Regions from separate parts of the Homo sapiens genome. Here region 2 is linked to region 1. A link is a contact called in ENCODE Hi-C or POLR2A ChIA-PET data. All regions are on one chromosome and are shown on one strand. The core of a region is the stretch at or near the end of the contact, and the rest is flanking DNA. Distances in the headings are between cores, read along the strand shown.

Evidence for each region. Hi-C counts contacts between places; a loop is a spot of excess contacts on that map. ChIA-PET counts read pairs that join two places held with the same protein, here RNA polymerase II (POLR2A). Pooled maps may share reads with other maps.
Region 2: a loop to region 1 is called in a map of MCF 10A, with 4 times the contacts of the local background. The contact joins two enhancer-like sites. A Hi-C loop is called at or near these places in 25 of 168 maps with a recorded cell type or tissue (Calu3, GM11168, GM13977 and 17 more), 1 of 37 single-sample maps with no recorded cell type and 8 of 50 pooled maps. POLR2A ChIA-PET finds 5 or more read pairs at or near these places in 7 of 52 experiments (Caco-2, HEK293, MCF 10A and 4 more).

What each region holds. Positions count from the first base shown.
Region 1 is chr15:90,317,107-90,322,516 of GRCh38, forward strand. No RefSeq gene overlaps it. Among named protein-coding and RNA genes, the nearest start is that of ZNF774, 32 kb to the right of the region's middle. RefSeq lists an enhancer at 2,948-3,057. Within about 2 kb of position 3,030, at least 6 of the 41 ENCODE cell types and tissues checked have a DNase peak (open chromatin) inside an H3K27ac peak, as active enhancers do; they include gastrocnemius medialis, where a contact is called at or near this core.
Region 2 is chr15:90,460,353-90,465,673 of GRCh38, forward strand. The region is part of intron 15 of IQGAP1 (IQ motif containing GTPase activating protein 1); the gene reads left to right. Among named protein-coding and RNA genes, the nearest start is that of CRTC3, 67 kb to the right of the region's middle. RefSeq lists an enhancer at 3,241-3,330. Within about 2 kb of position 3,148, at least 5 of the 41 ENCODE cell types and tissues checked have a DNase peak (open chromatin) inside an H3K27ac peak, as active enhancers do; they include gastrocnemius medialis, where a contact is called at or near this core.

The DNA of each region.
Region 1 (5,410 bases), core at 1,780-4,279:
GTATATATGTACGCACACATAATATTTATCCTATAGTATTGGGTATGGGCAAATTTTTTTAAGTGTAATAATTCACAATGGTGTTGGTAAGAAAATAATTCACTTTCACACTGTTGGTTTTAGTATAAATTGGAATATATCTTGTAGATGTAATCACAAAAATATGCCAATATATGTACAAGAATGTTTATTACAGCAATATTTATAACCAAAAACAGAAAAACAACCAAATTATTTAAATGTTTGTGGACAGAGGCCTAGCTTTAAAACATATGGAACATCTATACCTTGGAATTCTATTCAGCCATTTAAAAAAAATGAGGTTGATTTCTACATACTTTAATTAATTAATTAATTAATTTACTGGAGACATAGTCTCACTCTGTTGCCCAGGCTGGAGTCCAGCGGCACGATCTCGGCTCACTGTAACCTCCACCTCCTGGGTTCAAGCAATTCTCCTGCCTCAGCCTCCCGAGTAGCAGGGCTAATTTTTGTATTTTTAATTTAATAGAGATGGGGTTTTGCCATGTTGGCCAGGCTGGTCTCGAAATCCTGACCTCAGGTGATCCACCCGCCTCGGCCTCCCAAAGTGCTGGGATTACAGGCATGTGCCACCACACCTGGCCCCTTTTTTTTTTAATGTATATGCGTATGGTGTAGAGGCCAAGAGGATAAGTTCTTCTTGGCCTTCTGAAGTTTCCCTGAAAAATCAACTTGGAAAAGACAGGTTAATAAGAGAAAAAGCACACAGATTTATTTAACAAGTATACAATTAATGAAGATTCAAAGATACAGGTGGAATTGTCCATTTTTATGCTTAGGTTTAACAAAGTATGGAGAGCCATGTAAAAATATGATTGGGCCAGGCGCGGTGGCTCACGCTTGTAATCCCAATGCTTTGGGAGGCTGAGGGGGGCGGATCACCTGAGGTCAGGAGTTCAAGACCAGCCTGGCCAACATGGTGAAACCCTGTCTCTACTAAAAACACAAAAAAATTAGCTGGGCATGGTAGTGGGCACCCGTAATCCCAGCTACTTGGGATGCTGAGGCAGGAGAATCACTTGAACCCGGGAGGCGAAGGTTGCAGTGAGCTGAGATCATGCCATTGCACTCCAGCCTGGGTGACAGAGCAAGACCCCATCTCAGACAAAAAAAAAAAAAAAAAAAGACGTACAAATGGCCAACAGTTATGAAAATATCCTCCATCTCATTACTCATAATGGAAATGCATAGCAAAACTACAATGAGATATATCTCACCCCAGTTAAAATACCTCTATCCATGGCGAAACTCCATCTCTACTAAAAATACAAAAATTAGCTGGGTGTGGTGGCATGTGCCTGTAATCCCAGCTATTAGGGAGACTGAGGCAGGAGAATCGCTTGAACCTGGAAGGCAGAGGTTGCAGTGAGCTGAGATTGTGCCACTGCACTCCAGCATGGGCATCAGAGCAAGACTCCATCTCAAAAAAAAATAAAAATAAAAAAATAAATAAAATAAAATAAAATATATATATATATGGACAGAAAGAATATGGTCTACTGCTAATAGACTGAGTGGGGAAACCCAGCCCAGCCTGTCTCTCCAGATTCTTGGACTTTCTCTGCAGCATTCCTTCCTTCTGGGTGAGGGGCAGGGACCTGCCGGGAATGGAGGTCTTATGATCTACAGTCAAACAAGTTAAGTCAGATAATTTTTTTTTCTTGAGACTGGGTCTTGCTCTGTCACCAGGCTGGAGTACAGTGTCGTGATCACGGCATACTGCAGCCTCAGCCTTCTGGGCTAAAGTAATCCTCCCACCTCAGCCTCCCAAGTAGCTGGAACCACAGGGGTGCACCGCCACACCAGGCAAATTTTTTAATTTCTATTTTTGTAAAGACAGGGGGTCTCCCTATATTGCCCAGGCTGGTCTTGAACTCCTGAGCTCAATTAAACCTTTGCCTCTGCCTCCCAAAGTGCTGGGATTACAAGCATGAGCCACTGCACCCACCTAGATAATTTTTTTGTTTTGTTTTTATTTGAGACAGAGTCTCGCTCTGTCACCCAGGCTAGTGTGCAGTGGCATGGTCTCGGCTCATTGCAACCTCCACCTCCTAGATTCAAGCCATTCTCCCACCTCAGCCTCCCGAGTAGCTGGGACTATAGGCACACGCCACCATGGCTGGCTAATTTTTGTATTTTTAGTAGAGATGGGGTTTTACCACGTTGGCCAGGCTGGTCTCAAACTCCTGACCTTGTGTCATCTGCCCGCCTCAGCCTCCCAAAGTGCTGGTATTATAGGCCTGAGCCACTGTAGCCGGCCCAGTTAGTTTCTTTATGGGCAGTTTGACACAGAAAGGTGGAGGGGAAATTAGAGTCATTTTTTTGTTTTGTTTTTTTGAGATGGAGTCTCACTCCGTCACCCAGGCTGGAGTGCGGTGGCGCGATCTCGGCTGACTGCAACCTCTGTCTCCTGGGTTCAAGCGATTCTCCTTCCTCAGCTTCCCAAGTAGCTGGGACTACAGGCACACGCCACCACACTCAGCTAATTTTTGTATTTTTAGTAGAGATGGGGTTTTACCACGTTGGCCAGGCTGGTCTCGAACTCCTGACCTCATGTCATCTGCCCACCTCGGCTTCCCGAAAGTGTTGGGATTACAGGTGTGAGCCACTACACCCGGCCTAGAGTAGCATTTTTAAGTTTTATGGCTGACTATAGGGAAAAGGGACTCTGATTTCTATGGGTAACCGCAGGGGAGAATGGTACTGAGAGAAAGGCATGGAAGAGAAAGTCAGAGGAAAACGTTTGCTTACGAAGCTGCTGCTGAGGTTCTCATTTTAGGCTATTGTTTTCTGAGCCCCAGCAGTGGCCAGCTGTACCATAACAATCAAGATGCATTTAAAACTTTTTCTAAAAACTAGCTCTATCCTTTAACTACTGACTTAGCCAATTACCTCCTTCTTAGAGCTACTCCTTCTCTGGGATTGCCCAGGAACCTGAGGCATATGTCATGCACAAAGGAGTCCTGTGGACATTCATACCCTTTGGAGCGGAGCCCAGGAGTCCCTAGCGGTGGTCTGTGGCTGTTTCTGCCCTTGCTCTTAACCACCACAAGGTGTCACTCTTCGCTGCTCCTGCGCGTTCCCACCAAGGCGGTAACTGCTGGCCAGAGAGGAAGAATTTCCTCTGTCCCCGCACTAGCTAATCCAGAGTCCTTACCAGTTCCCAGGGCTTCATAGTACCCAGCCCTTTCAGGCCCCCGCAAAGCCTCGCCCCGCAAGCCCGCCGCCAGCCCCAGCACTATGTCAGGACTGGCTCAGAGGAACACCCATTCCAGACAATAACAACTTTTTCTTTCTTGCCCAGGTGTTTTCAACCCTTAAACCAGACTGGGCTTGTTCTATTTTTACTTTTTAAAATTTTAACTCCTCTACTATCATTCCCAAATGGGCTTGTTCTAATTCCTTCCCGGACCATAGAGCTACAAACTTCCCCGAAGAGCGACTTCCAATTGGTTTTTAGGCATCCTTGGTGTGCCTTTCATACATAAAGGTAGGTCAAGGGTTCCCTACCTTCTCTGACAATAGAGCCTGATTGTCTCCAGTTGGAGGACCAGCCCTTAAAACAGCTAAATTCCTTTTACTTTCCCTAGAGGAAGGGGAGCTCCGTGGGGAGTCAGCTACCCGGGGGCAGACTTTCTGGCATTCTTTGGAAAAGCAGTGAAAATAAAACTCACAAGTTACATCTTCAGCAGAGTATCTGCTACATATGAATATATTGTACACATATTTTTATATGGTTGCAAACATAAAACATATAGGTCCATGTCCTGATTTTTCATGTACTGCAATGTATGTTGAGTATTTTCCCATGTCGTTGTAAATTCTTCATAAGCATTATTTGCAGTGGTTGAATGATCTTTTTTCATGATAGGGTTCTATTGTAATTTTGTAATAATTTTCTTATTTTTAGACACTGATCATTTTGTTTTTTGCTGTATTGACTATTCTTATATATTTTTATATATATTTCTGATTATTTCCTTATAAGAGACCTAGTATTGAAATTACTGAGTCAAAAACATTTGCAAGTCTTTTTATTCATGCTGCAAAAAACTTCCTAGAAAGCTTGCATCATTGTGTACTATCAACACCAAGTACCATAAGGAATGCACACCTAATTGCACCCTAATCAAAAGTAATGAAAACAATTTTATAAATCTCTCTTATCAGTGCACTGGTAAAAAAGATGTTTTAATTTGCAATTAGGCTGGACGTGGTGGGTCACGCCTGTAATTCCAGCACCTTGGGGAGGCCAAGGTAGGAGGATCACCTGAGGTCTGGAGTTCGAGACCAGCCTGGCCAACATGGTGAAACCCCGTCTCTACTAAAAATTAAAAAAAATTAGCCGGGCGTGATGGCATGTGCCTATAATCCCAGCTACTCGGGAGGCTGAGGCAGGAGAATCACTTGAACCTGGGAGGTGGAGGCTGCAGTGAGCTGAGATCCCGCGATTGCACTCCACGCTGGGCAACAAGAACAAAATTATCATCTTAAAAAAAAAATCAATTAATTACTAGTATAAATTAACATTTTAAAATTTGTATTTCTGTTTTTTATAAATTGTTAGCAGTTTTTACTTATTTATTTACTTAGAGACGGAGTCTTGCTCTGCTCCCAGGCTGGAACATAGTGGCAAAATCATAGCTCACTGCAGCCTCCAACTTCTGGGCTCAAGGGGTCCTCCTGTCTTGGCTTCCCAAAGTACTGGGATTACAGGCATGAGCCATCATGTCTGGCCCTTTTACTCATTTATTTATTGGGATCTTAATTTTAAAATCCATTTGTATGACCCCTTTATTTATTGAAGATACCAATCTATTGTCTGCTATATTGTTATAAGTGTTTTCTCAATAAATATATTGCTTAATTTATAGTTTTATGAATATTTTTGTCACAGGCTGAACCCCCAATTTTGGGATTCAGTCAACCTGGGAGGCCACGTGGGTTCTTGGCTTTGCACAAGAAGGAATTCAAGAGCAAGCCAACAGAATGAAGAGAAAGCACATTTAATAAGAAAGTAAAGGACTGCTGGGCTTAGTGGCTCACGCCTGTAATCCCAGCACTTTGGGAGGCTGAGGCGGGTGGATCACCTGAGATCAGGAGTTCAAGACCAGCCTGGCCTGTTAACATGGCAAAACCCCATTTCTAGTAAAAATACAAAAATTAGCCGGGCATGGTGGCACGCACCTGTAGTCCCAACTCCTTGGGAGGCTGAGGCAGGAGAATCGCCTGAACCCGGGAGGCAGAGGTTGCAGTGAACCAAGATTGTGCCACTGCACTCCAGCCTGGGCGACAAAGTGAGACTCCATCTCAAAAAAAAAAAAAAAAAGAAGCAAGTAGAGGATTTTGGGAGGCTGAAGTGAGTGGA
Region 2 (5,321 bases), core at 1,898-4,397, 140 kb after region 1:
GCTCTCCATGAACATCTCATTCTCCAGCTTTTCCTTATAAGGTTTTTAGTTAGTCTCTTGTTTGCCTAAACTGTTATCCTTAATGTTTTTGACAATTGCTTTTGGAGAAAAGGCTGTTTGCAGTGGATGAGCTCTTGGTCAGGTCAAATAAAGACAGCCATGCGAGTGTGACCTCTGAACAGGTCAGCTAATGACAGTTCTTTGGGAATGGGGCTTTGAAGGGATGGTAGGAGGGGCAGATTGGAATAGGGGAGTTTAAAGCACCACAGAACTCACTGTTCTTACTGAGTTTCAGCTGTTTTTCTTGAATGCATTCTCCAATTTCTGCAAGCCTTTGGTTAATTTCTACCGTATTGAAAAAACTGGCCGGGTGCAGTGGCTCATGCTTGTAATCCCAGCACGTTGGGATGCCAAGGCGGGTGGATAGTTTGAGCCCAGGAATTTGAGACCAGGCTGGGCAAGATGGTAAAACCCTGTCTTAACGAAAAATAAAAATATTAGCTGGACACGGTGGTGTGCACCTGTGGTCCCAGGCACTTGGGAGGTTGAGATGGAAGGATCACTTGGGCCTAGGGGGCTGAGGTTGCGGTGAGCCAAGATTGCACCACTGCACTCCAGCCTGAGTGACAAAGCAAGACCCTGTCTTTAAAAAAAAAAAAAAAAAAAAAAAAGGGCTGGGCGCAGTGCCTCATCCCTGTAATCCCAGCACTTTGGGAGTCCCAGGTGGGCAGATCACCTGTGGTCAGGAGTTCGAGACCAGCCTGGCCAACATGGTGAAACTCCATCTCTACTAAAAATACAAAAAATTAGCCAGGCGTGGTGGCAGGCACCTGTAATCGCAGCTACCCAGGAGGCTGAGGCAGGAGAATCACTTGAACCCAGGAGGTGGAGGTTGCAATGAGCACCACTGCACTCCAGCTTGGGTGACAAGAGTGAAACTCCGTCTCAAAAAAAGAAAAACTGATGCTGGTGATTGTTTGCCAGTGTACCAATGTTTTTTGTTTGTTTGTTTTTCATGGTGGAGAGGATTTTCAGAGGTCTTTACCATTTTCACTAATGTCACGTTTCTCTTCATTAAATTTAGTGTTTGTGGGACTCTTGATAAAAGTGGATTACTAGTCGTGAGTAGTACAGTCTGAATGCAAGACATGGATATCAGGGCTCCTCAAGAACTCATTTTATAATTAAGAATATGAATGACTTAGGCCGTGTGTGGTGGCTTACGCCTATAATCCCGGCACTTTGGGAGGTCAAGGCAGGCGGATCACTTGAGGTCAGGAGTTTGAGACCAGCCTGGCTGACATGGCGAAACTCCATCTCTACTAAAAATACAGGTGTGGTGTACACCCCTGTAGTCCCAGCTACTCAGGAGGCTGAGGCAGGAGGATTGCTTGAACCCGGGAGTAGGAGGTTGCAGTAAGCTGAGATCATACCACTGCACTCCAGCCTGGGTGACAGCGAAGCTGCATCTCAAAAAGGAAGAAAGAATAAGAATGACTTAAATCGGCTGGGTGCGGTGGCTTACACCTGTAATCTTTGTACTTTGGGAGGCTGAGGCAGGTGGATCACGAGGTCAGGAGATCAAGACCATCTTGGCTAACACAGTGAAACCCCATCTCTACTAAAAACACAAAAAAAAAAAAAAAAGAAAAAAAAAAAATTAGCCCGGCATGGTGGTAGGCGCCTGCGCCTTTAGTCCCAGCTACTCGGGAGGCTGAGGCAGGAGAATGGCATGAACCCAGGAGGTGGAGCTTGCAGTGAGCCAAGATCGGGCCACTGCACTCCAGTCTGGGCGACAGAGCGAGACTCTGTCTCAAAAAAAAAGAATGACTTAAATCTCTCTCTGACCTCCATGTGTGTATATGCACTTATGCACACATGCTTATATACATGTAGCTAGTAATCAGCTGGTTCACACCAGCACAGCTGTACCAGTTGTTAGGACATTGAAATTCTTTTATTTTGTTTGGTACATTGTTACTGTCCCAACCCTCCCATATCTTTGCCATCACTCCCCAACTCTAATTGAAATCCCACTATATGGCAACTAAACCAGCAGTGACCATAAGGACTCTGCTCCATCCTGATTGGTCAGTGCTTATGTTGTGTAGTTGATAAACGTGTTGTACAGATTTGTGTATGTGTGTTTATGTGTGTATGTGGTATATATGTGGTTATATATTTATATATGTAATATTGGGTCTATCATCACACATGCAAACCAAGCCACATAGTAAGTAAAGTCTTTTTAAAAAGTTTTGAGTGATGAGAAGTGCCCTTTAGAGGGGTGTGTGAGTGTGTGCTTTCCATATATACATGTACATAACATAGTCATTCCTTTGCCTCTTCCCCCTTTTCCTGTGTTTGTGGCTTCTTCACCTCTTCTACCTCCAATCATTGCCCACTCTTTTTTTAAATTCTGACTTCTGGTCCCTATCTCTTTACCTCTTCTGAAATGCAATCAGCGTGTTTCTAAGTGTCAGAGTTGTTAGGGAGCTGTGCTTGAATATATCTTAGATAGCATTTTTACAGCAAATCTGTTTTCTCTCCATAATATCTAGCCTGGGCTTTAACACTCTGCTCAGTCATTTGAGTTAATCTTTAGGTAATCTCTTTAAAACAAATTTTACCAGAAGGATTTGGGTTTTGTCATTTTATTCAGTCTAATTGGAGCAGAAAGAACCTGTTCTTTCTTCTTACACTGGGATGAGGTGTAGTGTATGCTGTCTCTCTTTCCTTCTTCATTCTGGTGAGGGGCTTTTCTGTATTAATGTTTCCCTGAAACACCTGAGACACCCATCCATTCACTTTTTCTTGCCTTTCATACTATTGCTCTATTGCTTATTTCTTAAGGAGTATGTATGAAAGGTTTTACTTTAATCTGCATGGGGCAGGGAAGAAAGAATTCTGAATGCTTAGAAAGGTTCTACCTTTCTCAATGCAAGGGAGGTTGTGCTAAGTCTCACAACTTTGCTTACAGCAGATTCTGCTCAGATATCTGTTGTATGATTATCCCAGAAGTGAACCCAAAATGGCTTGATTCTGTGGAAATGCTTCTGTTTTTATGATACGAGGATTTTTCTGCTGCTTCTCTTGGAGACTAGACCATCAGCCCTCTCGCTTATGACTTCACAATTTAAGTTGTCACAAGCCTGCAGCTGACTCATTGTATTGTCTCACATTGGAACTATTGTCTAGTATTTCCAGTAGTTATTCTTAGGACTCTAGGGGATGGTGTGTGGTCATTTTCTATTTTCAGTAATAGAAAGCGACTAGTGGTAGGAAGGTACTAGGTTCTGCAGCTTTTAAGTGATTTATTTGTTCTTGCATTCTATTTATCTGTTTACTCTTTCCCTTTCCCAAGACTGTGAGCTTCTTAAAATTGGGACAGTGCCTCTTAGAATTGTAAGGCCAGCACCTACCATAATTAGGTTAAATGATCTTTCTAAAAGACTGCATTTAAGAGAAATCACTGCTTTCAATTTCAGATGCTTTCCTTTGGCCTTATCCTGTCACCTGCACTCTTTATAAATTGCAGGGATTGTGGCTGCTTCACTATATGGAGTGAAATGTTGTGTCTTTCTCTAATAAAACAGGAGGAAAGCCAAGCCTTCCCTAAGGTTTTGTGACTTCAACTGTTGGGCAGTGAAACGTTTCACTTTGCCTCAAAGCTCAGACCCTGCCTCATTTAGGCACATAGTTATGGTGATTTACTAAGTTCTTTATTCTGCCTCATTCATGCCTTGGCAAATTATATTCACATCGAGCAATCTAAATGAATTTTTGAGCTGCTATTTATACCAACTGCTGTTAGCTCAAGCCTCAGGAGTATGTTAATTTTGTTGGGTCTGCGTAGATCACCACAAACATGACTCTCACAACCTGGCCACTTTAAAACCTGAAGTGCCTTGTCTTTTCTAGAGAAGATTGCCCCAGTAATCTGCTGAATTGATGCTCTCTGTAAAGACCTTACAGGCATCTTAATAAAGAACCCCCACTCTTTTGAGATCGTTGAAACCTACATAACCTCAGTATGACCATGGAAATCTAATGGGGTATCAGCAGTGGTTTCTGATTCTATCACACTGAGAGTAGGTAGAAGTAGAATCCTATTGTGCTAACTCTCAGTAACAGTAGTGACTACCTGGGGCTAATCCATAAGCTACTTCCCCAAATTGAAATATGGCAGCCACATTCTTGAAAATTGGAAGATAACGGCCAGGCGCAGTGGCTCACACCTGTAATCCCAGCACTATGGGAGGCCAGGACGTGCAGATCACAAGGTCAGGAGATTGAGACCATCCTGGCTAACATGGTGAAACCCCGTCTCTACTAAAAAAATACAAAAAATTAGCTGGGCGTGGTGGCGGGTGCACGTAGTCCCAGCTACTCGGGAGGCTGAGGCAGGAGAATGGCGTGAACCTGGAAGGCAGAGCTTGCAGTGAGCCGAGATCACGCCACTGCACTCCAGTCTGAGTGACAGAGCGAGACTCTGTCTCAAAAAAAAAAAAAATTGGAAGATATTAGAGGAAGGTATTTCTACTAATCTAATTCTGTTTAAAATGCCATTCAGAGCAAATGGTCACCAATAAGCGCCTTTAAAAAAGAAACTTGTCTTAACGAATTTAGGAAGAGGAAAGTAAGTCACCTCCACTACATCATACATCATCTCTATCCACAATAGTCAACTCAGACTATGCTGTGAGGCTTTTGTTAGCTGTACTAAGGAAAGTAATCACAACATTCATTATATTTCTGTGTGAAAATTTGCTTTTAAGTTCCCAGCAACTGATTTAACATTCAAGTTTTAGGATATCAGCTAGTGAGAAATGTAGATTGCCTGTAGTGACTTCTGGCTTTAAATGTGATGAGTCAAAGATTCTGGTTAAAGTAAGACTTGACAGTCTTAAAAACATTAGTAGTCATAGAGAACGTTAACTTCCTCTGAACATTGTTGGCAAAGGAGGCTTTCAAATAAGTACTGCATATTCATATATATACCCTGGCCCTTGTCACCCTGTTAAAGTCTCTGGACCCCTTCCCAGTCTGTCTGGGCCTCTTGCCCCTTCTAGCTGTTCACAACTTCCTGAACCACTTAAATTCATCTTTATATAATCTTCACCTACATGTGAGCCATTTCCCTTATCTTATGACCTTTACCAGTTTGTTTGTTTTTGGAGACCGGTCTATACTCTTGACTGGAGTGCAGTGGTAAGAACATGGCTCACTGCAGCCTAACCTCCTGGGCTCAAGCAATCCTGCCTCAGCCTCCCTAGTAGCTGGGACTATAGGCGTGCACCACCATGCCTGGCCAAGCTATG